2 separate regions of the Homo sapiens genome follow, and region 2 is linked to region 1. Evidence: read pairs that join two places in POLR2A ChIA-PET (ENCODE). Cell type or tissue: OCI-LY7. All regions are shown on one strand. Each heading gives the region's core, and the rest is flanking DNA. Links, peaks and the distances in the headings are about the cores only. Region 1 has its middle 40 kb from the start of MIR4539. Region 2 holds the start of LOC105370700 (a long non-coding RNA gene).

Evidence for each region. ChIA-PET counts read pairs that join two places held together with the same protein. Peaks named below come from ENCODE experiments on the same cell type or tissue, not always from the same donor. Only the 100,000 strongest peaks of a DNase experiment are listed, where the experiment ranks them.
Region 2: POLR2A ChIA-PET joins it to region 1 with 15 read pairs; 1 of 35 experiments calls an interaction of 5 or more read pairs at or near these places.

The regions. Positions count from the first base shown.
Region 1 is chr14:105,809,750-105,825,882 of GRCh38, forward strand. It overlaps IGH. Among named protein-coding and RNA genes, the nearest start is that of MIR4539, 40 kb to the right of the region's middle. RefSeq lists an enhancer at 7,877-9,085. In OCI-LY7, for the core only: CTCF peaks have their summits at 6,697 and 7,059; DNase peaks (open chromatin) are centred at 7,502, 8,452, 9,002, 9,562 and 2 weaker places; H3K4me3 peaks cover 2,676 bases; H3K27ac peaks cover 6,065 bases.
Region 2 is chr14:106,187,439-106,203,571 of GRCh38, forward strand. LOC105370700 (a long non-coding RNA gene) reads left to right here and starts at 6,389. Exons shown (of 4, transcript XR_007064369.1): 1 at 6,389-6,475; 2 at 9,322-15,025. It also overlaps IGH and the pseudogene IGHV3-19. RefSeq lists an enhancer at 12,897-14,096. In OCI-LY7, for the core only: CTCF peaks have their summits at 3,878 and 9,219 (motif pointing left); DNase peaks (open chromatin) are centred at 5,893, 8,373, 8,753, 9,223 and 3 weaker places; H3K4me3 peaks cover 6,566 bases; H3K27ac peaks cover 7,555 bases.

The sequences.
Region 1 (16,133 bases), core at 5,245-13,244:
CGCCCAGCTGATTTTTGTATTTTTAGTGGAGACTAGGTTTCACCATGTTGGCCAGGCTGGTCTCAAATTCCTGACATCAAGTGATCCACCCGCCTTGGCCTCCCAAAGTGCTGGGATTACAGGTGTGAGCCACTGTGCCCAGCCACAATATTTTCATACATGTAAACAACGTGGAATGATTGAATCAAGCTAATTAATATATCTGTTACCTCATTTACTTATTTTTTTGTGGAGAGACCCTTTCAATTTACTCTCTTAGTTATCTCAAAATATACATTATTACTGAATATAGTCACTCTGTCATGCAATAGATCTCAGAACTTATTCCTCCTGTCTACCTGAGACTTTGTACCCTTTGACCAACCACGCTCCATTCTCTCCCTCTCTGCCTCTAGCCTCTGGTAACCACCATTCTAATATCTACTTTTATGAGCTCAACTCTTTTAAGATTCCACAAATAAGTGAGATAATGCTGTCCTTGTTGGTCTTCTTTTATCCCTTTTTCCTTGCTTCCCTTTGGATGGACTTTCTTACAGTTGCATTTTTTTCTATTAGTTAAATTTATCAAGAAATTTGTCACTAATTCTTTGATCTTCTTTTCAGATATGATGATGCAGTGTTATTAGCCCTTCATTACTTATATGTTATTGCTATGCATCTGAATTGTTTTAATTTTCTATCCTCACTATCCATCACATCATCATTGTTATTAGTTAATAACTCTTAAAATGTACTCACCTGTGTACTTTACACTCTTAAATTCTTTTTTTCATCTCTGAGGCTTCCTCTGGGATCATTTTCCTTCTTTCTTAAACCTATCTTTAAGCAGTTCCTTTAATGTGTGTCTTCTGGCAACAAATATTCTGTTTTGTCTGAAAATATTTCTTTAGCTTCAGCCAAAAATTGGAAGTTGCAAGAAAAGTACAAACAATTTTTATCTGAATCATTCAAGAGAGTATTTTTTTGACCTGACACCTCCTCCTTCATGAATATTTTAGTGTGTTTTCTACAAATCAGGACAACTCCTATATAATGGCTATTTATGTTAGAAACCATGAATTCAAACTTACGGATCAAATTCCAATCCAGTACCATAGGATTCATTCCAGTTTCTCCCTGTAGTCTGTTCTTGAACTGCTATAAAGAAATACCTGAGGCTGGGTAATTTATAAGGAAAAGAGGTTTAATTGACTCACGGTTCTGCAGGCTGTCCGGGAAGCATAGTGGCTTCTGCTTGGCTTCTGGGGAGGCCTCAGGAACTTAAAATCATGGTGGAAGGTGAAGGTGAAGGGAAGCAGGCATGTCTTACATTCCCAGAGCAGGAGAAAAGGAGACCAGGGAGGTGCCACGTGCTTTTAAACAGCCAGATCTCGGGAGGACTCTATAAGGAAAACAGCACTAGGGGGATGGTGCTAAACCATTCATGAGAACCCACCCCCGTGATCCAACCACCTCCCACCAGGCCCCACCTCCAACACCGGGGATTACAATTCGACATGAGATTTGGGTGGGGACACAGATCCAAACCCAATTCGACATGAGATTTGGGTGGGGACACAGATTGAAACCCAATTCGACATGAGATTTGGGTGGGGACACAGATCCAAACCATATCACTCCCTTTTGGTATTTGGAACTGCCTTCTCTCTTTTCTATTCTTTTCGGTGTATTTACTTACTTGACCAATCCCCTTGTGTGACCAACCTGCCCTCTCTGCCAGTACTCCCTTCCCCTCTGCCATTCTGGCTCCCCCTCCATTCTAGTGTGCACTCCTCCCCATCTGGAACCCTTCTCACCCCACTTAAGATCTGACTTTCTATATCAGGCTGCCCACCTCTGCTCATGTGGGTGCTCCGAGCCTGGACTCCACACTGGCTTCCCGCTCTGGGCCCCTGCATCTCTCCTCCTACCCCCACCATGCAGACACCCCCCAACCCTTGATCTGCCCACCGAACAGCTTTGAGTCCAAACTGCTCTTCTCAGGAAGAGAAAGTATACTGGGTTGAATAGAGTCACCCCCAAATTTATGTCCACCAAGAACTTGAGAATGTGGCCTTATTTGGAAAGAGGGACTTGGCAGATATAATCACGATAACATGAGGCCACTCTACAGTAGAGTGGGTCCTAGATCCACTATGGCCAGTGCCATTATAAGAAGAGAAACATTTAGACACAGATACAGGGAGAACACTGCATGAAGACAGAGGCAGAGGCTGGAGCGATGCGTCTGCAGGCCCGGGAACACCCAGGGCAGTCGGCAACCACAGGAGCTGGAAGAGTCACATCTGGTGCTGCACTAAGTCCTTTGCATATGTTATCTCATATAATTTCCAGAAAAACATGGTGAGCTAGATATTATCAAGATTCTAATGATAAAAACATTGATGATCACGGGACACAAAAGATAAGGGAGCAATTAGTAGAATTGGGATTAGAATCCAGATATGCTTGACCACAAAATAAATACTATTTTTCTGTAATACGCTGATATCTATGAGTGTATATTGGGTACTGGCTTTAAAGTTGATGGATCCTTTTATATACACCATTTAAAGTGATCTTCCTAATGATGTTGGCATAAACACAGTATTATTATTATTGTTTACTGATGAAAAAACTGATGCTGGAGAAAAACAAGTTTGTCTAAGCTCAAAACTCAAATCATGTGTTTCAGAGACGAGACTGTCAACCACGTATCTCAGTGTCCAGTCATCCAGTGGTCTTCCCACCACATCAGGTATGAAGAAGCCTCTGTCTCTTTGAATATTATCTGTAACGCTGCTCTTGTGTTTATTTATTGAGTATGAGCACCTTAAATTTCCCTTGAGAATATGCACATATCTTACCTGAATTGTGTAATGTTCCCAAAGACAACAGATTTTCCTCTCTTAGGTCACATGGAGCCAAACTACTCCACAGTGCCTTGTTTGGCACGTTCCAGAGCTTCTCGAAGCCGGTCGTTTGTGAATCACAGATGACCTAAAACTTCGTACAGGGCGTGGTGGCTCACGCCTGTAATCCCAGCACTTTGGGAGGCCGAGGCGGGTGGATCACCTGAGATTGGGAGTTGGAGACCAGCCTGACCATCATGGTGAAACCCCATCTCTACTAAAAATACAAAATTAGCTGGGCGTGGTGGCGCATGCCTGTAATCCCAGCTACTCAGGAGGCTGAGGCAGGAGAATTGCTTGAACCCAGGAGACGGAGGTTGCAGTGAACCGAGATCGAACCATTGCACTCCAGCCTAGGCAACAAGAGCAAAATTCCATCTCAAAAAAAAAAAAAAAAAAAGATCCTCTATGTCTCTCCACCTGCACGCATTGCTGGTTGTATGTCCAAACCCCACTGTCAGAAGGAGGAATTAACTGCTGACTGTATCAGCATGCCTATGTCCTATTTGTAAATTATTAGATCCACCAAGATGAATACAAAACAAGCAACATTGTACTTTTAAATCTGTAAGCTACGCATAAGAGGCAAATAAGAAAAATGCATATAGGATTATTTAGACATTTTTAGAAGCACAAAGAACATTTTTTAAAAAACCTTTTATTTTGAGTTCAGGGGTACACGTGCAGGTTTGTTACGCAGGTAAACGTGTGCCATGGGGATCTGTCGTACAGATGATTTCATCACCCAGGTATTAAGCCTAGTGCCCCTTAGTTATTTTTCCTGACCCTCTCCCTCCTCCCGGCCTCCACCCTCCAATAGGCCCCAGTGTGTGTCATTCCCCTCTATGTGTCCATTTGTTCTCAAAAGGAACATATTTTATATCAGTAACTGAAAAATCTATTTTAAGTAATAATCATGGTTCTTAGCAATAAAGTCGTTTTAGAAATAAAAAAAAAAAAAGAAGCTAGAAGGGGCAAGAAGCATCCTACCCTAGAGGCTTTAGAGAGAGCCCAGCCCTCCTGACACCTTGAGTTTAGACTTCCAGCTTCCAGAGCTGTGCAAGAATACACTTCTGTTCTTTACGGTCCTTGTTAGGATAGCCCTAGGGAATGAAAATTGAAAAGAAGAGAAAAAGAAAAGTCATCTTTATTTTCCAAAGATAGTTTCCCTGGCTTAGCAGGTATTTCTTTTAGCACTGTAAAGACAGCATCTCATTCTGTTCTTGTTTCTGTTACGACATTAGCTGCCAGCCTAAGACAGCATCTCATTCTGTTCTTGTTTCTGTTACGACATTAGCTGCCAGCCTCACTGGTCCTCCTTTAAAGGTATTGTGAGCTTCCCCGACCTTGGCTACTCTTAAGATAGCCTCTTTTTTTTTTTAGTCTTCAGGAGTTTTATAATGTTATGGATAGATGTGGTTTTATTTTATTTTATTTTCTTCAGAGTCTTGCTCTGTCACCCAGGCTGGAGTGCAGTGGTGCAATCTTGGCTCACTGCAACCTCCACCTCCCGGGTTCAAGAGATTCTCCTGCCTCAGCTTCCCAAGCAGCTGGAATTACAGATGAGTACTACCACACCCAGCTAATTTTTGTATTTTTACTAGAGACAGGGTTTCACCATGTTGGCCAGGTTGGTCTGAAGCTCCTGGCCTCAAGTGATCTGCCTGCCTCAGCCTCCCAAAGTTGCTGAGATTGCAGGCATGAGCCACCACGCCTGGCATAGATGAGATTTTCTACGTATTTTATTCCATATGAATGATGGGGTAGGATATTTCCTTAAGTTTGGGAAGATTTCTGCAATTGCCTCTTTAAAAATGTTTCTTCTCTTCCTTCTCACTTCTCCTTCTGGGACTCTAACTACCTATATGTTAGACCTTATCGGTGGATACTCTCTTCTTTTAACCCTCCAGTTCCATGCTGTGTTTTTGTCTATCCTTCATTCTAGATATTTTCTTCTGATCCAACTTCTGATTCACTAATTCTTTCTTCAGCTGTGTTAAGTCTGCTCTTAAACCCATCATTTGAGCTCTTCATTGTATACTTCTGTTCTAAAATTCTGAATTAAAAAAGATCTGCTATGTGTGTTTTATAGTTTTCAATTTATGATGAAATTTTCAGATTGTGTTTAAACTCTTCAAACCTAGTAGCACTGTTATTTTATCAGTTTTAAAATTTTACTTATTTTTATTTTTTTTCAGAGATGGGGCCTCACTCTGTCACCCAAGCTGGAGTGCAGTGATTCAATCACAGCTCCCTGTAGCCCCAAACTTCTGGCTCAAGTGATTATCCCACCTAACCTCTCAGATAGTGGGGGCTACAGACAAGTACCACTATGCCCAGGTAATTATTAAACATTTTTTGTAGAGATAGGGTCTTGCCATGTTGCCCAGGCTGGTCCCAAACCTCCTGGCATCTCAAAGCACTGGGATTACAAGTGGGTGGGGGAGGTGAGGGATAAAAAACTACATATTGGGTACAGTGTACACTACTTGGATGATGGGTGCCCTAAAATCTCAGAATTAACCACTATAGAATTCATCCGTGTAACCAAAAACTACTTGTATCCCAAAAGCTATTGAAATAAAAAGTATTAAGAAAGTCTTCATGTGCTAATTCCCATAGCTGAGGTCTGGAGTCCCTGTTGATCTTCCGTTTTTGCTGTTCTTACTCATGTTGCTTCGTCTACTTGTATGTGTGGTTCTTTGTGATTGTGTGCTGGATACTGTATTCAGAAGTATTGGGTTGAGCAACTGAACCTAAAATGACGTTATAATTTTCCAGAGACGGTTTTCATATGCTTCTGGCTGGTTCCTGGTGGAATTCAAAATCTGAGATCAACTTAACCCAGTGGTAGAGGTTGAGCTTTTCTAAGGACCTGAATAAAGTGCATCTGGTTGCAGTTCCTGTGAGGGATGATTTCCTTCACCTTTGCTCCTATAAGGAAAGTCCATGGGTTTCTAATCCAAAGTGCATGTACTTCCCAAGCGCCTTTCTCCTGGTGAGTCCTGGCCTCTGAGTTTTTCTCCCTAGCTCTAAGATTGTCAGGATTTCTGCTCAGCTTCTCACTGACTATCCCAGAATCAGCAAATGCTTTTGGGGAGGGGCTCAGGGGGAAGTGACTGCAAATGGCAGCTACTTTGGTGGCTATTATTCACCACTCTGGTATCTCTCCATTACCTTCAAACAGATTTTTAAAATACTTCTTTCAGATTTGCTAACTGGTCCGAGTTCCCTGTATGCCCTTAATAGAAGCAGACATCTGGCATCTTTATAAGAATCACATTTTCCGTTTGTTGCTGGTCTATAGAAATAAAACGGATTTCTGTACATTGGTATTAAAGCCAGTAATCTATTATTTTTAATAATATATTTTTATTATTTATAATACTATTTTAAGTAATACCATTTAAATTATTGAATATTTTGGATTTTTGCTATTTTGAATTACTTTTGAATACTTTTGTATCTTCTCCTGGATTTTTTCTGCTCTTCCACTGGGACTCCTGCGCAGACACTGGTGGGTCCTGTGACTTCCTTCCTCAGCCCAGTGTCACTCACTTTTCTGTGGCTCCCAGGAAAACACACAACCCCTCCCCAAGTCCCTCTGAGGGTCTCCTATCACCACAGAGTGAAGTCCAAGGCTGGAATCAGGGCCAGTCTGGCCCCATGCAGTCTGGCCTCTGGCCTGTCCTTCCAGCCCACTCCTTCCCAAGCCCACTGGCCTTCCCACCGCTCTTGAACTTGGCAAGCATGTTTCTGGCCTGGACCCTTCCCCTCCTGCTCCTTTTGCCTGGGATGCACCTCCCAGTGGTCCATGTCCCCAAGGACATATTCTGGATGCCTGGCATTGATGGCCACACCCTCAGCTGGCGCTGTTGTCCTTTATGGAGCATTTATTTGTTTTTAATTGCTTTTTTTCCTCTTCTGGTTTCTTTGTGATTTGTTTTTAATTGTATTATCCATTCCCCACCAGGACCTTAGTGCCGCAGTGCAGACACACTGCACGTGTCCACCTTAGCCCTTGGCCTGGCACACAGTAGATGTTCAATGAACATCACATTGTAAGTTGCTTTCCATTGACGATTTGTGACTTCTAACACTCTCCATGTGTTCTATTGGCTATTTGTGTCTGCAGCTGGCTAAAGAGAACTCCTCTTCCCCACGTTCCACTGAAAACTTCTTCAAGGTCGAGCTTGTCTCATTCATCATGTTTTTGTTTGTTTGTTTGTTTGTTTTTTACATTCACTTACTTGGACTCTGATAGTTAATTTTAGGTGTTAACTTGGGCAGGCCATACTACCCAGATATTTGGCCAAACACCAGTCTAGATAGTGCAGGTGATTTTTAGATGTTATTAACATTTCAACCTGTGGACTTTGAGTAAGGCAGATCATCATCCATAATGTGGGTGGGCCTCATCCAGGCAGTTGGAGGCCTTAAGAGAAAACAGACGGCAGTCCCCAAGGAGGACAGAATTCTGCCAGCAGGCTGAACTTTGGACGGGAGCAGCAGCCTCAGCTCTTCTCTGGGTCACCAGCCTGCTGGTTTGCCCTGCAGATTTTGGACATTCGTCTCCACAACTGTGTGAGCCAATTCCTTAAAATCTCTCTCTCGCATCTCTCCCTCTATCCATACCTGTGGCCATAGCCTGTGTCTATGTTGATACCTATTTCTGTCGATATCCACATCCACATCTATGGGTTCTGTTTCTCGGGAGCTCATGCGAATACAGGCTCTCTTTCATGTTAGATACTTTGGTCACTTTCTTTCCTGGGGTGCTTACTTTGTTTTTGGTGGCTTTGTCCTTATAGAGACTTTATTTTTTTCCTTGTGGGCAAATTTATCAGTCTTACTTTTCACTGTTCCTGGCCTTAGCCTCATTCTGAGAGAACACTTATTCACCTTAAGAGAATATAGATATTTTGCCATATTTTTTTCTGGTGTGATTATTGATCTGTATCAGTGCTGGTCTTCAATTTGCTTTTTGTCCTTACAATGAGAGCAGAAATCCTTTCTCTTTTCTCTTTCATTTTCCCAATTCCGTTTTGAGGTCTTGTCCAAACCAATGTTTTCTAGAATAAACTTGGCAGGTATAGAGCCGGCTATGGCCACAGCCGCAGACATCAGGGCCTCGGCTGGAGAGGAGAGGTGCAGGCCTCTGGAAGTCTCTTTGGGGCTGGAGACTATGGCCTGATTTCTGTCCAGGTCTTGGGGGGCCTCTGTCCACAAGTCTAGGGGGGCAGAAAGGGCTCAGACCCTTCCCTCAAAATACCAAGGGAGAGGAGGTCGGCTGGGCCCAGGCAGGTGGCTGGTGGTGAGCGCCCCGAGATCAGGCCAGGCTTGTCAAGCATTGATTTAGGTGTGGGAGGCAGACATGTCCTGTTTGTTACCAGCTGGAAACAGATGTTTCTGCCCCGAGTGCCACCTTAGAGGGTGGCGTCCAGGCCCAGCAGGCTGTGGCGACACGGGTGAGCTGCAGAGCGTGCGGAGGCGAGGGCCCTGGCCCATGTCAGGAGGCTGAGTTACGACTGTGGCTTCAGTGCCGGGAAAGCTGTAAACACATTCCTGTGCGGGGCCCTGGGCCACCTGGGGCATCACATGCCCCCAGAAGACAGATTTCTGTAGTCAGTCAGGACTCAACGGACATTTACGTAACATGGAAAGGGGAAGTGGTGCTGGAGGGCAGCCCCCTGAATCACTCTGTTGGAGCAATTCTGTTGGGTGAAGGTGCATGAAAACAACACAGTGTGGCTGAGGGCCAGGGCTGTAGACATTCGGTCAAGTGCACAGGCTGTGCTGGAGCAGCCCCGGCACTAGAAACAGGCGCAGGGTGGGGAGTTTGCTGGGGTCAATGTGCATTGCGTCGTGCATTTTAGGGTATTTCCTAGGTATAATTGCTAGAGAGAAACAAAGCTCAAATACAGATCATCTGCCCCACACCAGGTTCCCACCATCCTCAGGGGAATCACAGGTTACTGGCTTTGGAGACCGAGATGTCTTCCCGCCTCCCAGGGGCCTGTGGATGGGACTCCCTGCGAATTCGACTCCCAGGGGAAAAGCCAAGAGCTGCCTCCTTGGGACAGCTGGGCGGCAGCTGTGATCGCACATGGCTCAGGCAGAGGCCTGAGCGGCTGCCTCCGTTGGCCAGCAGGCTCTGAGAGCACTCGCCCGGCCTGACTGTTCATCCATCCTTTCACCCGGAGGCCAGCTGTGGCTGTCTGTGCTCTCAGAGGGGAGGCGATGGCAAGGCGCCTGCCATGCAGATGGGTGGTGGGAGTGAGCCTGTTACACTCTGAGGCCAGGACCGGGTCTGGGGGCACTGGGGCTCCAGGGTGGCCGAGGGCAGTGGGTCAGGCCTGAGAGTTCTGACTTTGTTCTTGGTGCAGTGGGAACCTCTCTGTGGGTTTGAATGGGCCGTCCTGATAGATTCATGTTTTAAAAAGACCACATGGTCCGTGGGGTGGGGGTGGGGCCGGAGGATCAGCAGGAGCCTCTGGCTTCGGAGTCATGGCACCTTCTCCTTCTCACGTCTCCCTCTGCCTCCCTCCTGTGACACCTGTGCCCACATTCGGAGCCACCCAAGTAATCCAGGCCCCTCTCCTCATCTCAAGATCATTGGCTTAATCTCATCTGCAAAGTCCCTTTTGCCATGTAAGATCTCAGAGTCACAGTTCTGGGAATCTGGATGAAGACACTTTTGGGGCCTGACTTAGCCGACTACCCACCTGCAGTTTCAGATGCCTTGAGTAGGAGGCACATAGCTGACTGCCAGTGCCAACGCGTGGAATAAAAGTCCACACTTAGGGACAGATATGAGTTGAAACTATGAACAGAAGCTATTGGAAACCATAATATTGATAAGCTCACCAAGAGCATGAGCAGGGGTTGAGGGGAGACTGAGCGGGACAGCTGCAAGAAGATGACCTACAGGACGCATCCTAGGAGCAAATGAGGCACCGGGGTTGGGGCACATGGCTGACACCGGGGCTCACCCTCGTCCTGTCTCTGGTCCGTGGGTGGGGAGGGCAAATGGCCGGAGGAGCTGTTTGGGGACCAAGCTCCCGCCACACCTCACTATTTGTTCCTCATCTGGTGGAGTGAGAGAAGCCCGTGTCCAACTGACCAGGGTCAAATCCGGGCCCCCAGTCTACTGCTGGAAGATTCCGGGCAATGTCTTGGCCTGTTTTGGCTGCTGTACCAAATACCTGTCGAGCTAAATAATGAACAGAGAGAGGCTCTAACAGAAAATATTTATTTGGGAACAGTGAGGTGTGGAGGGAGCTTGGTCCCCAAGCACTGCAGTGGGAGCACACATACCATCATAAACTATGTGCATATTCAGGGAGGTAAAAGACGACAAAGGTTTTTAAAGGAAAAATGAGGACGATTACATGATCGTTTTGAAATAATCTTTGGCTACAAGGATCAATAACAAGGGTGATGCCAGTATGAGGCGCACAGGCAGTTGCTGGGCAGCTGTCCTCGCAGAAGTATTTTTTTGTGTAAGGTTGCAATGGCCTTTGTGCGAGGCTGTGTTTTTTATAGTCTTTTGTGATAGTTTTTGCTAGTAGGTGTTTATGCATGAGAATGCTTCTCAGCCTTCTCTGGCTTTATATGTCAGAGTTTCGTTTGTTTGTTTGTTTTTTAACACAAGGGACTCCATTTTGATTCTGACGACTTTCATCATATTTTCTCCCTTTGGTCAAGGTCTTTCTCTGGAAGCCTCACTGATGGACCATGCTGTGGTAGGTTCTGATGTCCCTCAGTATTTGGATGGGCCTGTCCCAGGTGTCTGGTCTGGTCACATGTTTGAAGGAGTGATTGATGTCTAGGAGTCAGTGTCAAAATCCTTTTAGCCACATTTGAGTAACAAAGGAGGTTTGAAGACAGTGGCTTTCAGGCTAAGTCTACCTGGAGTAAATGATTAAGTTCAATTTTGTCTGTGGTGTGGTCTTTTGCTATTATCTCAAAGTGCTGGGCTAGCAATATTCTGTTAGAAGTTGTACTTCTGAAAAAATTCAGCAAGTAACAGATACAAAGTTTAAAAAGGGAAAATAAAAAGTAAAATTAGTAATAACATGACAATCCTAGTTTGCATAATAGGATTATGCAATGTCTAGGATTAAAGGCAATTAATTGAATAAATAATGAATCCAGGATTCAAGGCAATTAATTGAATAAATAAAATAGGAAGCCAAGTAAAAACTGTAGGCCCTAGGACAGGTAAGAGTCCCATTATGATATGGAGTCTTGTTCCCATGACTTGGGAGAAGCTGTCTACAGAGTGAAAATGTGAAATTCCTCATCTTGCTTTGCAGTTTGAATGTCTCTAGTCGTGGCATTGGGCAGTCTGGTGAACTTTCTGTCTGGCTCGGACATCAAGCATGAGACTTGTTTCTTAGCATTTATCTAGCTTCAGCTTATAGGGCTTCAGGAACAGAGCAGTTCTCATTTTTCTCCATGGAAGAAAGTTGGATTGGAAGAATCTAGAAGAATTCAGGATCTAGTCTATAGGTAGAAAACAAGAACTTGAAAATAATGCACAGAGCTACAATCTAAAAGCAGGTGTGTTACAGCTTTTCTTTGGAAGCATAAGTTTTCCTCTGTACATTGATCACATAGGAATCTCGTACTTCAATACCTCTTTATGCTGGTAAGCCAAACCAAGACAGGCTTTAGCTTTTACTTACAGTTTTAAGGTTTCTGGGCTTGCCAGGAAATGATGATTTTTACTCATTATAAGGAACCCTGGAAACCAGGCATTCTTTTTTCTTTTTTTGAGACGGAGTCTCACTTTGTTGCCGAGGCTGGAGTGCAGTGGCGTGATCTTGGCACACTGCAACCTCTGCCTTCCATGTTCAAAAGAGTCTCCTGCCTGAGTCTCCCGAGCAGCTGGGATTATAGGTGCCCGCCACCACACCTGGCTAATTTTTGTATTTTTAGTAGAGACGGGATTGAGATGGGGTTTTGCCATGTTGGCCAGGCTGGTCTCGAACTCCTGACCTCGGGTGATCTGCTTGGCTTGGCCTTCCAAAGTGCTGCGATTACAGGGGTGAGCCACCCCGCCCGGCTGAAACTAGGCATTCTATGTATATTTTTCAAATATGGTATTTCAGCCAAAGCCTTAGTAATATACCTGATGTTTCCAATTACATCCTGCAGTGAGGAGACAACTAGTTTTTATCTGGACTTATACAAATGGCCACATCGTCATAAGAACACTTGTGAATAGTTTCTAAATTTTGGAGGAGTCACGTAGGGGGGAAAATAATTGCTTTCATCTTTGTTCACAAAAAGTATACTGTATTAAATTACTGTAAACTATAGATGACTTACGAGAGAAAATTTCCTTAAATCTGGCAAACAAAACATTTAAGAACGAACGATGCTTCAAATAAAATTCATAAAAATATTCCCCTCATCACTTCTTCAATATCATGAAGTCAGCTTTTCTGCTTGAGCTTGATTGGAGGTTTTTGAATTTCTCAGTTTCTTTATTAGAGTTCTGAAAATTTTTTATTGAGTCCATTGATCTTTTATCGGGAAACCGTATTTAAGAGTTCCTGTTTGAGTCTCTTCCATGAAAAGCAATTTTGGACAATAGCTGATTACAAATGCTTTTGGAGAAAAATCAAAACAATAACTCTGGGTCACAAAAACAAAATGGCCATGGTTAAACATCTGATAAAAATTCATTATAATCAGCAATTGATAAGGAAATTGACTTTTTAAAAATTACTATAGTGTTTTAAGGTAGCAAACAGAATCATGACTGTGACTGATAGCATCACATCAGAACCATCAGGGTTTTATAAATTTCACATAATCTTTAGAATATACTCACATCAGTAACGTCTCCATACAAATATAGCTTTAAAGAAGATGTAGCATAACCAAAATTATGGCTGATAACGTTATAGACTGATATGAATTTATATAATCTTTGAAACATCATATCAATAGCATACCCACAAATGTAACTGAAAGAAGATCTAATATCACTTATTATTTGACAATGTTTCCCATATAATTTACCAAATAAGCCTAATCATTTATTTTCTCTATAGGATGAGAGATAAATTCTTTGAGGCTTTCCAGGGGTCTAACTGTAAAATCCCTAAGTCAATTCTAGATAAAAAAAGACTTATTTTAGAATTTTGATCCTGAGGAAGCCTGCCAAAGATGTCAAAGGTTCAACATGGCTAATCAAAGCAGAATCTCAGGTCACTATTAAATATAGCCATGTATTCAACCAGTGATCATCAAAAGACTTGAAGAGTAATACGGAAAGTTACATGGATTAAAAGGACCTAACTTCTTCAAAGCTCAAGTTACCTAAGTAACCAAAAACCTCATAAAGACAACACAAAAAATTATCCTAATAAAATACAAAATCTTTGTTTTTTTTAGGCTACTTACCCAAAAGTTAAAGAAATGCCTCCTGCAGTGTGATTGTGTCTCCTCATGGGAAGCCCATGTAGATAAACTGGAAGTCAAATCTGATGAAAAAGACACTGAGTTTAATTAGGCAGAGAAAGAGTATGTCCAAGGCTATAAGTGTAAACCATTAGTAGAGAAATGTAAACAAGATAACTAGTACCTGAGCAGGGGAACACATAGAAAAAGCAACAGCATGAGAAACTTCCTGGTTACAAGGGAAAATTCAATTATACTGGAATTATACTGGAGAGAACATTTGTTTTCTAGACTTTCAGGATAAACATTTCAGCATTGAGCCATAACAACAGAGTTATAATGGGAGAAAAAATGTTATAGGAGTTGATAAAAAAAAAGTTGAAAGAGAGAGCTATCACCCCAGGCCATCTCATGGGGAGGAAGAGCTGAAGGCACTGATGGATAAGTCTGTATTTATATACATGATCTATAAATCCATATTTATATACATGATCTATAAATCATGTGCTGTGAAATACAACAGAAGTTGAAGTTCTGAAATCTAAAACTGAGAAGCTTTAGGGGGAAAAGACTATGTCAAGAAATGAAATTCTCGTTTTACATGAAGAGGACTTCCAACCTGAAACTAGGGAAAGTAAATGGATCCCAGGAAGCAATAGAAATGGTCTGTTAAAGAAACAGATTTTAGAATTAAAAATAAAAACTTCTTGTAGTTTTAAGAACAGATCAATACTTCAAGATAACTTTGTTGTTCTAACACAGGAAACTAAATCTTTAGTTTTATATTAGCATATTTTTAATAGCAAACCTCAGTCTTTAGAAAGACTTATAAATAATTCCCTTCTAATTATAGCCATCTTGATCACACGCAAAATTCCTTTCGTAAATTCATTATTTGCAAACCTTATTATGACTTACTCAGATGTTTTATGACATGTTGAGGCGTTCTGCTTTGTTTGATACCTCTTTTTTTATTTTATCCTTGTCTTCTTGTCTCTGTTTATCTCTCTCATATAGTTTTATAGTTTTCTCATATAGTTTTATAATGAATTTAGACAATGATTTGATTATTTTTCTAGTGTTTATCATTCTCTTATTTGCTGATGACTTACTATGCTTAAGACTGATGAATTGTCTTGTTCAGGGATCTGAAATCCTTTCCAGTTAAAAAGGGACTTGGCCACATTTGTTCCCATGACCCCTAGGGATGCAACCCTCTTGGGATGTTATGTCATCTTCTTCAACCCAAACCTTTTAATTCTACCCCTGGTCAAATATGGATGGGTACATTCTTGTACCTCATGTTTGGTATATTTTGAAAGCAAAGAACCAAGCATTATTTGTAGTCTTTGAAAAAGAGACCCAGCGTACATAAGCAGTGTTTAGTGTTGTAATGAAATAATTCCCAAACAAAAGGAATCTGATACATGTTATTCATATGCACAGTTGTAATCATGCCATATTAACCTAGCAAAAAGCAATCTGCCTGAGTGTTTTCTAGTTAGTGTAGTTGGTAGAGCTTGACTGAAAATTAAAAAAAAATTTTTTTTGAATCTTCAACGTCATAATTGACCCATACTCCCTCTCATTACAGGCTAACGATCCCCTGTCTGAAATGCTTGGGACCAGAAGTGTTTCAGATTTTATATTTTTTGGATTTTGGGATATTTGCATATATATAATGAGATATCTTGGATAGACCCAAGTCTAAACACAAAATTCATTTGTATTTCATGTACACCTTATACAGACAGCCTGAAGGTGATTTTGTACAATATTTTAAATAACTTTGTACATGAAACAAAGTTTTAACTGTGTTTTGTCTGTAGCCTGTCACATGGCTTCAGGTGTGGAATTTTCTTTATATATATATATATTTATTATACTCTAAGTTCTAGGGTACATGTGCACAACGTGCAGGTTTGTTACATATGTATACATGTGCCATGTTGGTGTGCTGCACCCATTAACTCGTCATTTACATTACGTATATCTCCTAATCCTATCCCTCCCCCCTCTCCCCACCCCACAACAGGCCCTGGTGTGTGTGATACCTCTTTTTTTAAAGTAAGCAGTCATTTTACTTTATGACAAAAATTTATCACGCAAGATTCTTCCTTTTTTAAAAAAATTCTCTTTTCTTTTTAACCTTCCGTACCAAAAATACATCTTCATACCCATAACTTTCTTCACATACCTCTCTTCTACTTACTGTTTTTTAAATTTTTTAATTCTTTCAGTCTTCTTAATTTTTTTAATGTTTATTTTTCCATAGGTTATTGGAATACAGGTGGTGTTTGGTTACATGAATAAGTTCTTTAGTGGTGATTTGTGAGATTTTGGTGCACCCATCACCCGAGCAGCATATGCTGCACCATATTTGTAGTCTTTTATCCCTCTTTCCTCTCTCACCCTTACCCCCAAGTTCCCAAAGTCTATTGTGTCATTCTTATGCCTTTGCATCCTCATATCTTAGCTCTCACATGTCAGTGAGAACATACGATGTTTGGTTTTCCATTCCTGAGTTACTTCACTTAGAATAATAGCCTCCAGCCTCATCCAGGTCGCTGTGAATGCCATTAATTCATTCCTTTTTGTGGCTGAGTAGTATTCCATCACATATACATACTACAGTTCCTTTATCCACTTGTTGATTGATGGGCATTTGGGTTGGTTCCACAAGTTTGCAGTTGAAAATTGTACTGCTACAAACATGAGTGTGCAAGTATCTTTTTCGTAGAATGACGTCTTTTCCTCTGGGTAGATACCCAGTAGTGGGATCGCAGGATCAAATAGTAGTTCTACTTTTAGTCCTTTAAGGAATCT
Region 2 (16,133 bases), core at 2,632-10,631, 380 kb after region 1:
CAAACCTGGGCCAAATCCAATTTTTCCTGTAGCTCAGAGCAGCTTTACTGACTCATTTAACTTGGAGATTATTTCTTCCCTGAAAGAACTGTAAGGGTTGCTGTGGAGCCTCTGTGGGGTTGGAATTTTTTGCATCAGCCTATCCTGTGGGGTATTCTGTATGATGTAGACCTTTATACTTAGATGGTAATTATTCCTAATGGCGTGGAAATGGCTGGCAGCCCTCAATCCTGTTTATTTCTTCTGTTGACCTGAATGTTTACAAGAATCCCATGAACCTCAGGACTCCCCTTCATGGATGACTCTGAAGATTGTAGACTCAGTGCTACAGACAGAGAGAGCTAAGGGAGGATACTCAGTTCACTGATATGTTGGGCCAGCAACATAGGACACATCTGAGAATGAATCACTTTTGTGAATGCCAATAAATATTGAATTCAAGAGTCATGACTTTCAGTATATTGGAGTAAAAATTTTCATGATTCTTGACAATGAGACTCAAACTTCATGGTTTGCAGAATAAATGAGCTCTTCAATGTTAGAAAGAAGCTTCTTTTCCTAAGAAGCTAGTCTTTTAAACTAAAGAGCCAGAGAGGTGGTTTCCTGAGATCTTGTGAAAATTTATCTATTGGAGAAAAATAAAATCAGGAAAACTGGTCTCAAATAATTGAAAGAAAGCTTATAAGAAATTTTTATTAAGACAGCCACAAAACTCCAATTAGTCAAATTTTTTGGTTCATTTGTTACAACTCAAGAAGCAATTCAGAAGTCTACACAATTGGAAGCCTACTCCAACAGAGATAATTTTTCCTGACTTGAAAAACAGACCAGTATTTATAAAGAGACAGTTCCCCATGAGATCTACAACTTACACAGATTTCTGTAACCTGAAGAAGTTTTGCTAAGAGGATTATCCTCTAGATATCTATGTATGGAAAAATATGTTTCATATATTTGTGTAAGATTAATCTGTACCAGCCTTTGGCACATTAAACAAACTTCATGTAAACGTGATAACGTTATCACTTACTGTGCACTCACACTTTACTGGTTTCAGAAGTTCATCGCCCTTGTGATGGAGCAATAAGTTCCTTTGAGAATGTGCTGTTGCTTCAAGTGAACATGTTCTAGATCCTCAGTTGACTTCATCATTTCATATTGAGTGTAGGTGTGTCTATAACTGAAAACCCAACATTTTTATCCAGCAGATTCTCCTTTTATGAGATCATCCTGAAACCTGCCAACAGCCTCCATCATGTATGCTTCCAAACTTTTGCTTTTAGGAAATAAGAGGTAAATTCATAATCCATCCAAGCTTTAAGGTGAGAATCCTTCCTGGCCTTCCATCATATTTAGTAGAAACTCTCATTGAGAGCCATAAGCAAATGCTGTTTATGGATCATAACTCAAAACCAAAATTGTTTTTCATAATGGCTATACCATTCTACATTTCCACAATTATGGAAAGCAACATAAAGCGTCCTAAATTAATTAAAACTGGAGATATTATATGACCAGAAATCCTGTTTCTGGGAGTATACCCAAGTAGATGAAATTACCACCTTGTAAACATATCTGCATCCTATGTTTATTGAAACACTGTTAATAACAGCGAAGATATGGAAACTATCTGATGGTCAGCATACAGACAAATGAATAAAGACAATGTGGTATGTGTATACAATATAATATGGTTTAATGTTATAAAAGAAAGATGCTGCCATTTGCCACAATGGATCAATTTCCATAGCTACTAACAGTGCACACCATCCACTATAGCACCTCCCTAGGGGATGGCAGATCCTTATTCAGTAGTAACCACTGGCTGTGGTGGGAAGGCAATTTTATGTACTGTTGAATTTTTCAGCATAAGACATCGATGTCTTAAAATATTCTGCAGTGTCTGCATGTGATAAAGTGGAGTCTAATATTGGAGGTAAAATTAAAAGTGCATGAGTCTTCTAGACACCAAGTCATAGGATGATCCTGGCTGTGTCCTTGAGGGAGTGGACCATATGTAATAGCATTTGGATTGGGGATTGGTGCATTTCCAGTTGAACGAATAAAGTTGTATTATATTAGGTGTAATTATGACTTTATTATTGTCTTTGTTTGAAGATTATGTATAATCTCAGGAGATGTGTATGGTTTCAAGTTGACGGGGTGGACTTGTAATGCTAAATACTGAGTGTCAACTTGATTAGATTGAAGGGTGCAAAGTATTGATCCCGGGTGGGTCTGTGAGGGTGTTGCCAAAGGAGATTAACTTTTGAGCCAGTGGGCTCAAAAAGGGAGACACACTCTTAATCTGGGTGGTACAATCTCATTAGCTGCCAGTGTGGCCAGAGGGAAAAAAAAACAACAACAACAGAAGAACATGAAACGATTAGACTGGCTTAGCCTTCCAGCCTACATCTTTCTCCCGTGCTGGATGCTTCCTTGTCTCGAACATGGGACTCCAAGTTCTTCAGCTTTGGGACTCGGACTGGCTTCCATGCTCCTCGGCTTGCAAATGGCCTATTGTGGGACCTTGTGATCATACGAGTTAATACTCCTTAATAAACTCTGTGTGTGTGTGTGTGTGTGTGTGTGTGTGTGTATCCTGTGTGCGTATATATATCCTGTTTGTTCTGCCCCTCTAGGGAACCCTGACTAATACAATCTTACTTCAAAAGAATTTTTTTTAAAAATAGGTGATTAGGAATTCCAGGATGGAATGCAGATAACATAGAAAATGTCTAATTCCATTACAAATGTATGAATTCAAAAGAGGTACTAAGTAGATTCAGAAATGGTGTAGGCAATAAGATTAAAGAAAAAAGAAACTTCACATCAGCATTGTACCCCAATTGACGATGTTCCACAAAAGAGCACAACTTACACATCTTGTTACACTCCACAGGAATCTTGGAATTGGACTACAAAGAGAATGGACGGCGTATGGGGAAATGGGGTTCCTTGTGGTTGGAGTGGGAGGTTAGTGTCAGGCATAGAAGGAATGCGATAAACATCCATGTGGTATTAACTTAGGGTGGACATGTCATTTTATTTGCAAGTTTAGCATAATATAGGTACATATATTAGATAAAAATAGTTTAGATGTCTGTGTATATATGGGTTAATACACAACACATACTTCCTAGATTTTTTACCTGAGAATTTCTACAAGAAATGAGTGCACATTAATAAAAAATACACCCAGAATCAAGATTTGAGTTTTTAATACTATTCTTCTATAAAAGAAACCAGTGACCAGGTGCAGTGGCTAACACCTGTAATTCCAGCACTTTAGGAGGCTGAGGTGGGCAGATCTTTTGAGGTCAGGAGTTTGGACCAGCCTGGCCCACATAGCGAAACCCTGTCTCTACTAAAAATACAAAAATTAGCCAGGCACAGTGGCGCATGCCTGTAATCCCAGCTACTTGGGAGGCTGAGACAGGAGAATCGCTTGAACCCAGGAGGTGGAAGTTGCAGTGAGTCTGGACCCTGTCTCAAAAAAAAAAAAAAAAAAAAGGAACCAGCATGTCTTTGAGAAATGGCTAATGCTAGGGCTTCAGAAGAGAATATAGGGATTAGTCTACAATTTCTAATTGTACCAGAAAATGAGAAAGGGTTCCAAAACAGAGAATTGCTCCTTTTGCATTTTTCTTTGTTGACAAATCTAGCTAGCAGTCTAACAATTCTGTTCATGTTTTATTTCTGTTTTTTTCAGTAGAATCAGGGTGTACATGTGCAATTTTGTAACATGAATATATTTCATAAAGGTGAGGTTTGGGCTTCTGGTGTAACTATCGCCCACTAGTGAACATTGGAGCCAGTAGGTGATTTTTTAACCCTCACATTCCTCTCACCTTGCCCTCTTTTGCAGTTCCCAGTGTCTTTTGTTTTTTATGTATGTACATGTGTACCCATTGTTTACTTTCCAATTATAAAAGAGAAGATCTTTTTGAGTTATTTTATTTAGGCTAATGTCCTACAACTCTATTCACGTTGCTGTGAAAGACACTAGGAATGCAGGTGACTTTTTCTGATATAAAAATTTCCTTTTGGGAGGAATATACCCACTGGGAGGGATTACTGGGACAAACGGTAATTCTAATATTAGTTCTTTGAGAAACTTCTGTATTGTTTTTCATAGAGGTTGTACTAATTTATATTTTCACCAAGCATATAAAAAGCATTATTTTTCCTATGCTTCTCTCCAAACACCTGCTGTTTTTTATTTGTAATAACAGCCATTGTGACTGGTGGAAGATGCTATATCATGTTGTTTGTAATTTACATTTATCAGATGATTGGTGATGCTGAGTATGTTTTATTTGTTTTGGCCACGTCTGTGTCTTCTTTTGAGAAATGTCTGGTTTTTGCTCACTCTTTAATGAAGTTATTTGTTATTTCTTGTTGACTTATTTGAGTTCCTTGTAGATTCTATGTATTAGCCCTTTGATGAATAGATTGCAAATTTTTTTTTACTGTTCACAGGTTGTCTGTTCACCATGTTGGTTATTTCTTTTGCTATGCAGACAATCTGTGTTTCAATTAATCCTGTTTGTCTAATTTTGTTTTCATTGCATTTGCTTTTGAAGTCAGTCTTAGTCATATTTTATTTGCTTAGGCAAATGTCTAGAGGATTTTTTTTAGATTTTCTTCAGGAATTTTTATGAGTTTATAAATTTAAACATTGAATCCATATTCACAGTTAATTTGTGTCTATGATGATACAGAAGTCTCATTTTATTCTTCTGCATAAGGCTATCTAATTCTCCCAGCACTACTTATTGAATAGAGGGTTGTTTCTCCAGTGTATATTTTTGTCAGTTTTGTCAAAGAACCGTTGGTTGTAGATATTTGGCTGTATGTCTGGGCTCTTGATTTTTGTTCTACCATTACCACGCTGCCTTTCTTGTTATCTTTGTGTTGTGTAATTTGAAGTCAGGGAATGCGGTACTTCCAGCTTTGTTCTTTTTGCTCAAGATTGCTTTTGCTTTTCAGACCCTTTTTTGGTTCTATATGAATTTTAGGATTTTTAAAAATATGTAATCAATTATATTAGTTACTTGATATAAATTGCATGGACTCTGTATATTGCTTTGGGCAGTGTATTAGTCTATTTTACATTGGTATAGATTAATACCTGAGGCCAAGTGATTTACAAAGACAAGAGGCTTATTTGGCTTACAGATCTGCAGGCTGTGTGAGAAGCATGGCACAAGCATCTGCTTCTTGCGAGGGCCTCAGGAAGCTTACAGTCATGGTGGAAGGCAAAGGGGGAGGAGGCTGTGTCATATGGTGAGGAGGGGGGACATGAGAGGGTAGGAGGGTTGCCAGACTTTTTTGAACAATCAAATCTCACAGTAGCTAATACAGCAAGAATTCACTAATTACCATGGGGTGGATGCCAAGCCAGTCCTGAAAAATCTCCTCATGACCCAAAACCACCCAGTTGGCCCCACCTCCAACATTGTGGGTCACATTTCACCATGACATTTGGAGGGGAAAACCCCTAAATGATATCATTGCACTCTCAGACCCAAAGTTCTCATATTCTTCTTACACTGCAAAATATAATCACCTTTTTTCAATAGTTCCCAAAATGTTAAGTTGATCAACCTCCAACTAAAATGTCCAAAGTCTCATCTGAGTCTTAAGGCAATGTCCCTCCAGCTGTGAGCTTGCAAGTTTAAAAATGAAAGTTGTTTACTTCCAAGGTGCAATGATGGTGCAGGCATTGGGTAAATAATTCCAATCCTAAAGGGATAAATTGGCCAGTGGAACAACCAACAGGCCTCACACACATATAAAACCCAGCACTGCAGATATTAAATCCTAACACTACAAAATAATCTCTCTTGACTTTATGTACTTCAACCAGGGCACACTGGAACAAGGGGTGGGTCCCCAAAACCTCAGGCAGCCAATCCCTATAGGTTTGCTAGGCACAGACCACGGGGCTGCCTTCACAAGTGAGAGTCAAGTGCTGGAAGCTTTTCTAGGCTGAGGGTGCAAGTTGCCTGTAGCTCTACCATTCTAGGGTCTTGAGGGTTGTGGCCACATTCCCACAACTTTACTATGAAGCGCCCTAGTGGGGACTCTGAATGGGGGCTCCAACTCCATCTTTCCCCATCTTTGGCACTGCTCTAGTAGAGGCTTTCTGTGGTGGATCCACTCCTGCAGCAGGCTTCTTCCTGGGCATGCAGGGCTCTCTACACATCTGAAATCTAGGTAGAAGCTGCACAGGCTCCTTCACTCTTGCATTCTGCATACCTGCCAGAATCCAGTTATCCCAGAACCATTTACTGAATACAGAGATTTTTTTTTTCCAATTGCTTTTGTCAGCCTTGTCAAAGATCAAAAGGTTGCAGGTGTGCAACTTTATTTCTGTTTTCAATTTTGATCTATTTTTTTTTTTCTGCAGGTCTGCTATCGTACCAGTCCAAGCTGCTTTTGTTAGCAAGACATTATGGTGTAGTTTAAGGTCAGTATCATGATGCCTCTGGCATTGTTCTTTTTGCTTAGGATTGCTTCTGCTATTCAGGGTCTTTTTTGGTTCCATATAAATTTTAGAATAGATTTTTTTCTGATTCTGTGAAGAATGATGATGATAGTTTTATGTAAATAGCATTGAATCTGTGAATTCCTTTGGGCATTATGACAATGTTTACAATATTGATTCTTCCAATCCATGAGCATGAAATGTTTCCCATTTATTTGTATCATTTATTATTTATTTCTGCTGTGCTTTATAGTTCTCCTCGTAGTGATCTTTCACCTTGTTTGTTATCTGTGTTCCCAGGCATTTCATTTTCTCTGTGGATACTGTAAGTTGGATAGGATTTTGTTCTTGATTATACTCTCAGCTTGGATGTGGTTGGCTTATAGAAATGCTGGTAATTTTTGTCCATTGATTTTGTATCCTGACACTTTACTAAAGTTGTTTATTCTAGAATTATTTTGGCAGACTTTTTAGGATTTTCTAGGTATAGAATTATATCATCGCTGAAGGTGGACGGATTGACTTCCTTTCCTATTTGGATGCTGTATTAGTCAATTCTCACACTATAAAGAAACTCCTCAGACTGGGTAATTTATAAAGACAAGTGTTTTAATTGGCTCATTTAGTATGGTGTTGACTGTGGGTTTGCTGTAGATGGCTATTATTCTGAGGTACGTTTCTTTGATGTCTAGTCTGTTGAGGGTTTTTATCATGAGTGGATGTTAGAACCTACCAGAGGCTTTCTCAGTATCTATTGACATAATCATATGGTTTTTGCTTTTATTCTGTTTACATTGTGAATCACAGTTACTGTGGATATTGAACGAGCCTTGCATCCCAGGGGTAAAGCCCACTTGACCATGATGTATTACATTTTAAAGTGCTTCTGGATTCTATTTGATAGTATTTTGTTGAGGACTTTCAGGTCTATGTTCATCAGGAATATTCATCTGATATTTTCTTTTGTCATTATGTCTCTCCTGATTTTGTGTGCCAAGAGCACACAGTAGAGAAAGGACAGTCTTTTCAATAATGGTGTAAAACTGGCATTCATATTCAAAAGAAATAAAATTAGGCCTTCTCTAACTCCATATAAAAAAATCAGCTAATATTGGACATAATACCTGAAGCCATAAACTCATAAATCACATGGAGCAAAAAAAATTCCTGCCATTAATTCGGAACTGATTTCTTTGAATTTAACAACAAAGCACAGGAAAAACTATGTGTAATTATGTATCCGACAAGAAGGTCTATCTAAATGTATAAATAACCCATATACCTCAATAGCAAATAACAAATGAACTGATAAAAAAGTGCAAAAACCTGGATAACTTTTTTCAGAAGATACATGCATGGCAAACAGAAAACGAAAAGGTTCTCAACATTCCTAATTATCAGAGGAATTCAAATGAAAAGCACAATGCGATATCACCTCACACTAGTTAATATGGTTATTATCAGAAATGTAATAGATGACAAATATTGGCAAGAATGTGAGGGAAAGGGAATACACTGTGGTAGGATTGGTTACTCGATAAGTTGAAAATAAAGCTATCATATAATCTGGTGATCCCATTTCTTATTATATATGCAAAGGAAATAAAATTACTTTGCCAAAGACGTGTTCATTGAAGATTATTAATAATAGTGTAGATTTGCAAAATAATTTAATGACTGTAAATGGATGAATGTATAAAGAAAATGTGTATACATAAATCTGTATTTTATTTGGCTTTGAAAAGAGGGAAATTCTGACATTTGCAACAACACGGATGGGCCTGGAGGACATGATGCTGAGTGGAATAAGCCAGATGCAGAAAGACAAATGCTGCATGATCTCATTTACATGTGGGATCTAAAATATTCAAGCTCTTGAAAGTAGAGAGCAGAATAGAGGGTCTCAGGACCTGGGAGGAGAGGGAAATCGGGTGATGTTTGTTAAATTGTACAGTTTCAGTTGTGCAGGTTGGATGAGTTCTGGAGATCTAACGTACAGCAATGGTCCTATAGTTAATACTGTATTATAAAAATGATTGTTGCTGAAAGGGTATATCTGAGGTGTTCTCATCAGACACTCACTCATGCAGTTAATTTAAAAAAATAATAAAATGGTAGCGCTGTGAGGTGATAGAAATACAAATTACCCTGACCATCATGAGCATTTCACAATGTGTATCTGATATGGTTTGGATTTGTGTCCTGCCCCAAATCTCATGTTGTATTATAATCCTCAATTGTGAAGGGGTGACCTGGTGGGAGGTGACTGGGTCATGGAGTGGGTCTTTCATGAATGGTTTAGAACCAACTCCTGGTGCTGTTCTCATGAAAGTGTGTGAGTTCTCACAAGGGAATCCCCTTGAGGTTACTGTCCTGAGTCTGACTGGAGAAGACTCACCAGGCACCCCTGAGCTTCCTCACGACTCTGATGCTGGTGACCATGGTTGAGGAGTTTTCATTCCCGTAGGTGGCAATATACATATTGTGCATGTGAGAATAAGTCCTCCTATCATATTACAATGATTAAAAAAATGTAGAGATGACATTGGTGGGCACAGAAATCTAAAATTAAAGAGTTTCCCTAGAGAAACTGTCAGAAGCAGAGGAAGTCCCAAATCCTGACAGGAAACAAACCCCAGCCTCCATGTGCACCTGCTCTGGGGTTGACTCTGATGAGTGGGTCTTGAGCGCCCCCTGCAGCTGATTTCCCCCAACGTTCCTGCAGGAGGTTTGTGTCTGGGCTCACACTTCCGTCCTCTCACAGTGTTTCTCACACAGTAATACACAGCCATGTCCTCGGGCCTCAGGCTGTTCATTTGCTGATACAGGAAGTTCCTGGAATTGTCTCTGGAGATGATGAATCGGCCCTTCACAGAGTCTGCATAGTGCGTCCTACTGCCATTCCAACTAACACCCGATACCCACTCCAGCCCCTTTCCTGGAGCCTGGCGGACCCAGTTCATGTCACTGTTACTGAAGGTGAATCCAGAGGCTGCACAGGAGAGTCTCAGGGACCCCCCAGGCTCTACCAAGCCTCCCCCAGACTCCACCAGCTGCACTGTTGTACCCAGGTGAGTTAAGAAAACGCCACACTTTGAGACGAATTAAGAGTCCTTTATTAAGCCGGCTGCCAAAGAGACAGCTCATGCTCAAAATTCTCTCGGCCACGAGGAAGGGGCTCGAGTAAATTTTATACCTAGGTTTAGGAAGGGGAGAGGGACTCAAATGTAATAATTTTACAGAAGTAAAAACATGCAAGAATCAAAATAATCAAAATAGTTACAGAGTGATAAACAACTTAAAAGACAAATGGTTACAAGAAGAGCAACGGTACCAGGTGCAAGGTTCTAAATCTTTTATTATAATTAGATATAGGGTCTATGCCGGACACAAACTCAAGGTTTCATGTTGTTATCTCTTGGAGAAAATTCCTGGGAACTTCATACATTGTTGGTGTGGGTACCTTATCAGTTAATTGGGCTCCTTTGAAATGCTGAGGATCTGTTTACCCAGGCCAACTCCTCACGAAAGGGGGTTGGGTGAGGAGCCCTTAGTGTCTTGTAAACTAAGGGGTCAATTGGAGTTTGTCTGGCTTTCCTAGCTAGAGAGAGTCTTATTTACATGAGAAGCAAGGTTAGGTGATTAAAGAGACAAGCAGGACAAAATTCAAAGTAACGAGTTAAAGTAAAAACACCGTTAGGCATTTCATTTCCCCACTTGTGTTTTAGGGGAATCAAGTCGTTGATTCTTCAGTTACAACAAGGGGGTTATATTGAGTTCTTAGATACATAAGTTTGACAGACGCTATACGTTGTTTTACAAAATCAAGGAACCAATTTAATATACAAGGGCCAAAAATTAAACTCAATAATATGATGATGATGGGTCCAGCTAAACCAGTGATTAAAGTAGTTAACCAGGGGTTCCAATTGAACATGCTTTGATACCAGGCTGTGTTATTTTCTCGTTCTTGTTGGCTCCTATCTAGATTTTTTTGAACTTTTTGGAGTGTATCTTTTATGACTCCAGATTGATTGGCGTAAAAGCAACAGCTTTCTCCTAGAGCTGTGCATAATCCTCCTTGAGAGAGGAACAGCAGATCTAAGCCTCGGCAGTTTTGAAGTACTACTTCAGCTAGAGACTCTACCTGGGAATGTAGTATATCTATGGCAGACTGAAGATTATTTAAATCAGCATCTACCTGTTGGGACAAAGACATTAGTCCAGTTTCTCCTCGAACTAGGGCAGCTGTACTAATAGCTGCTGACCCAGCTATGCTAAGACCGGCTAAAAGAGAAACCAGTAGTGGGGCAGCTCTGCGTAGCCTGGGATGTAATTCCGGGGGAGCAATGAGGAGTTGTCCTTCTGATCCACTGTACTCGTATACCTGGGGAAGGACATGAACTAGAACACACAAGAGGGGTTCTGATTTAGTTCCATTAAGGCAGCGAGTGAGACCTGAGGTGCAGGCCAACCAGGTATTGTTAGGTGCTTGGTAAGAGACTGAGATGCTCATGGGAGTAAGCAGAGACTGATTACAGATAGCCTGAAAAGGAGAAATAGATAAGTCATATCCAGTACTAATTAGACAAGAAGCACTTCCAGACACATCTCCTAATGTGAAAGCATGAGGTTGTGCATGACAGGATAAAGGACTACCTTTAAGTGCGACTTCTACTCCTAATCCTATATAATATGGGGGTTTTGCTTTTAAACATAGCCAACAATCTTGGGCTAGTGTAGGCTGGCTGAGGTTAAGAAAATGATGTACTCCACCAAGTATAGACATCAGACTGGGTTGGAGTTGATGTCTTTGTAGCTGGGTCTTAGGAACTGAGAATGGTGGGGGCACAGTTAAATTAACTTTGTCAGGGTGATTTTGGAACATAGGGTCACCTAGATCAGTTAAAGGTCCGATTGGCTTGGGTGGGCTCCAGGGGACCAAAATTTTCTTTTGGATGGTGAACATAGTTCCAACATCGAACCCTGGGACATAAAGTCTTAATCCCCATGACATACCATAGTACCATTGAGCTGAATTAGGTTCATGGACAATGATGTTAAGAGGGTTACAATTATTTTTAGAACACGATTTGGGACGAGAAGCACGACTTATTGACAGAGTTGGAGATCTAGTTGATCCCCCAGAGTAAGTGGCTAAAGTTACACATGCCCAATCCGGGCGGACGAACTGGTAGGTATCTCAACAGCTAGCATCAGGGTGATTTTCAGGACAGAGGTAAAAGTCAACCTTTTGGAGTCCTTTTTCAGCACCTTTGGAGCTTCCACATCTGGCTTGGCTCCCAGAGTGTCCAAATCCTGCTGCAAGGTCGACACCTCCTGCTCCCATGACTGGCAGGTCGCGATGATCTTCGTGGGTACCAGCCGGCTCCGGGAACAGTATACACAAGTCGACTGCAAAGGTGACTTCCTTGGAGGTACCAGCCTTCCAAGTAGTATTGGCGAAAACACGTCCTGTTGTGAGAGAGGTGAGGGGGAAGGAGTAGGAAGGCACAGAAGACATTACAGGCAAGGATAAACAAAAGAAGCAAATAAAAAGAGTTAATTTAACAGTTTCACCCGACTTAGGTGTAGTTTTAAGGGTCCTGATCCAGGCTTGGGGACCCATGTTTCTGTTTGGGCTTTGTTGGCCTTTTTGATGTGGGAGTGATGAATCCAAGCAGGAATTCCGTCCACCTTCAGAGCTGTTGGCGTCGTGAGGATGACGGTGTGAGGTCCCTTCCAAGCAGGAGTTAGGCCCTCTCTCTGGAACTTTTTAACAAACACCAGGTCACTGAGCTGGAATGAATGGCAGGGCCCCATCTGGTCAGGAACTGGACTGGGATGGGCTTCTCAAACAAGTGGCAGAATGATCTCTTGTACCTGTTGGAGAGACTGCAGGTACTGTAATAAATTAGCTTGTGATATTTCTGCAAAATGGGCATCTTTTAGCTTAGGCAAGATAGGTGGTGCCCGCCCATATATAATTTCAAAAGGTGAGAACCCAGCCTGATAAGGGGTGCACCTTACTCTAAGTAGGGCTAAAGGAAGGAGTTTTACCCAATTTTCACTGGTGTCTAGAATTAATTTTGTAAGAGTATTTTTTAGGGTATGGTTCATGCATTCCACCTGTCCAGAGCTCTGGGGTTGATAGGCACAATGGAGCTTCCACTGAATGTTTAATGCCTTACTGACTGATTGAGCTATGGACGAGGTGAAGGCAGGTCCATTATCAGACCCTATGGCAGCAGGCAACCCGTACCAGGGGATGATTTCATTGAGTAAGAACTTAACTACTGTGTTAGCTGTCTCGTTCTTGGTAGCAAATGCCTCAGTCCATCCGGAGAAGGTGTCTACTGATACTAAAAGGTACTTGTACACAGCCCGGTGTGGCTTTACCTCTGTAAAGTCAATTTCCCACTTTTCTCCTGGCGAGTTTCTTCGGAGACGGTGACCTGGGCTGGGTTTAGGACCTTGCTTGGCATTTACCTGGGCGCAGGCTGTGCACCAGAGAACTGCTTGATCTGTTAGGCTTTGTAGATGAGGGATCTTAAAACAGCTCCGGAGGAGCTGAGCTAATTTTGTCCCACCAAATGGGTGGTAGAATGTAGGTGACTGACTAAAGTTTCTCCAAGAGCTGGGGGTACGAAGATTCTAGAGTCAGGAAGAATCCACCAACCTTTTTGATTTTTATTTGCTCTAAGGTTTGCAGCCAGTTTTTCTTCTTCTGTTGAGTACGCGGGGTTGTCAGGCAGATCTGGCTGTGGAAAAGAAACTGCCGGTAGCAGGTTTATGGACGGAGCTGAAGACAGCGCCACTTCCCGAGCTGCTGAAACCGCTTTTGGGTTACCGCGGGCAACAGCCGTGTTTTCTTTTTGATGTCCTTTACAATGGATTACAGCCACTTGTTGAGGGAGCCACACAGCTTCAAGCAGGGCTAAAATTTCCTCTTTGTTCTTAATTATTTTTCCTTCTGACCTGAGCAACCCGCGTTCTTAGTAGATGGCTCCATGTACATGCACAGTAGCGAAAGCATACCTGCTGTCAGTATAAATGTTAATACGTTTATCTTTAACCCATCGGAGAGCTTGAGTAAGGGCAATCAATTCAGCTTTTTGTGCTGAGGTGCTTGCCGGTAAAGCCTGAACCCACAACACATCTGTCTCTGTGGTAACAGCTGCACCAGCTTTGCGTATCCCCTGTTCGAGAAAACTGCTGCCGTCGGTGAACACGGTGGCGTCCGCCTTTCTCAGGAGCACATCTTGAAGATCTGGCCTGCCAGTTTCGGTAGCTTCTAACAGCTCCTGACAGTCATGGACAGGAGTATTAGAATCTGGATCTGGGAGTAAAGTAGCAGGATTTAAACACCTTGTGGGAGAGAAAGTCAAACAAGGCTGATCCAACAGTAAACTCTGATATTGTAAAATACGAGCATTTGACATCCATTTACCTGAAGCACTTCGTAGTCAAGTCTCTACAGCATGAGGAACTGTAAGGGTTAAATTCTGGCCTAGAGTTAATTTATCAGTTTCTTGGACTAGGCTTGCTGTAGCCACTATGGCTGGCAAACAACTTGGCCATCCTGAGGCCACAGGATCCACCTTCTTAGATAAATAAGCCACTGGGCCTCTCCAAGTTCCTAAAGTCTGAGTAAGCACTCTCTTAGCAACTCCCTGGCTCTCATGGACAAACAGATGAAAAGGCTTTGAGATATTTGGGAGGGCTAAAGCCTGGGCTGCAGTTAAAGCCTTTTTCAGATTCTGAAAAGCCTGTTCCTCGGTGTCTGTCCAAATCAGTGGGCCATTACCTTTTGTAGCAGTATACAAAGGCTTTGTAATCTCTGCAAACCCCGATATCCAAAGACGACAATATCCCAGGGCTCCTAGGAATTCATGTACCTGTCTCTTGGTGGCGGGAGTGGGGATTCGCAGGATGGCTTCTTTCCGGGCACTAGTGAGTGCCTTTTTTCCTTTGTTTATCTTGTACCCCAGGTAGGACACTCTGGGAAGACAAAGCTGGGCCTTTTTGGCTGAGACTCCATACCCGAGCTCCTGAAGGAGGTAGAGCAGGTCTCTTGTGTGTTGTAGACAACCATCCATAGTTTCAGTTGTTATTAAAATGTCATCTACATATTGGAGAAGAGTACAGTTAAGGTGACTGGCTCGGAAGGGTATAAGATCTTGCTGAAGAGCCTCTCCAAAAAGGGTAGGGGAATTTTTAAAACCCTGAGGTAACTGAGTCCAAGTCAGTTGGGTAGTGTCTCCTGATCTTGGATCTGTCCATTTGAAAGCAAAAATCGGCTGGATTTTGGGGGCCAGAGGGATAGCAAAGAAAGCATCTTTCAGGTCAAGGACAGTGTATACTGTATGTTCTGGTGGGAGCAGGCTGAGTAGAGTATAGGGATTAGGAATGGTTGGGTGGACAGCAACAGTCCATTTATTAACGTCCCTTAAGTCTTGTACTGGCCAGTAATCATTTGTTCCAGGTTTCTGGACCGGCAAAAATGGCGTGTTCCAGGCCGACTGGCATGGGGTAAGTATGCCAGCTTGTAACAGTCGTTGAATGTGGGGATTAATCCCCTCTCTAGCCTGCTGACTTGTGGGGTATTGCTTTGCCTGGACCGGTATGGCAGTGGCCAAGAGTTCTATGACTACTGGCGGATGGTGTTTAGCCAGTCCGGGAGGGTTTGACTCGGCCGAAACTTGGGGGAAAAGTGTCTGTAGATCTAACAAAAGAGTATTAGTATTCTCCTCCGGTGATTACGACGGTGAAACCAGAAGGTATTCTTCTGACAGAGGGGTAGTTAGCAAGAGTTGGGCAGTGGGGGAAGTTGCATTTCCTAGTGTGAGATGAGCCTGCTGAGCTGAAAAGGAGATTGAGGCCTGTAACTTATGGAGTAGGTCCCGTCCAAGGAGAGGAATAGGACACTCTGGAACTACTAGGAAAGAGTGTGTCACTCTTTTCTGTCCCAAGTTTACTTCTCAGGTGTGTGTGACAGGATATTCTTGAATAGCTCCAGTTACCCCTTGTACAGCAATTTTTTTATTTGAGACACTGCCCAGGGGAGTCTCCAGTACGGAGTGCTCTGCCCCGGTGTCTACTAGGAAACATACAGGCTGGCCCCCCACTGTAGCAGTTACCATGGGCTCCTGGGGGCCGAGAGCAAGGGAGCCCTGGCCCCATCAATCATCAGGCTCCTCTGTTGCGGCCAGGGTGAGAACCTTTTTGTTTTCAGATTTTTCTTTTGGCAGTAACGGGCACTCCTTTTTCCAATGCCCAGTCTGTTTGCAATAGGCACATTGGTGTTTTCCTAGAGGGGCCTGTTCACCTCTTTCACTTTTCTGGTGGGAACCCGAGGTTCCTTGGCCATTTTTCTGGAATGCAGGCCTTTCCTTTCTGCCCTCTTGGATAGCTGTTACCAAGATTTTTGCTTGTCTTTTATATGCTTTATCGGCAGCTTTTTCAGCTGCCTGTGTCGCTTGTTTTTGTTTTTCAAATTCTCGGTTTTCAAAAACCTTCTGGGCTATTTCTAAAAGCTGACTGATATTCATCCCAGTAAATCCTTCCAGTTTTTGGAGTTTTCTCCTAATATCTGGGGCTGCCTGAGCCACAAATGCCAAATTAAGAGCACGGCTATTCT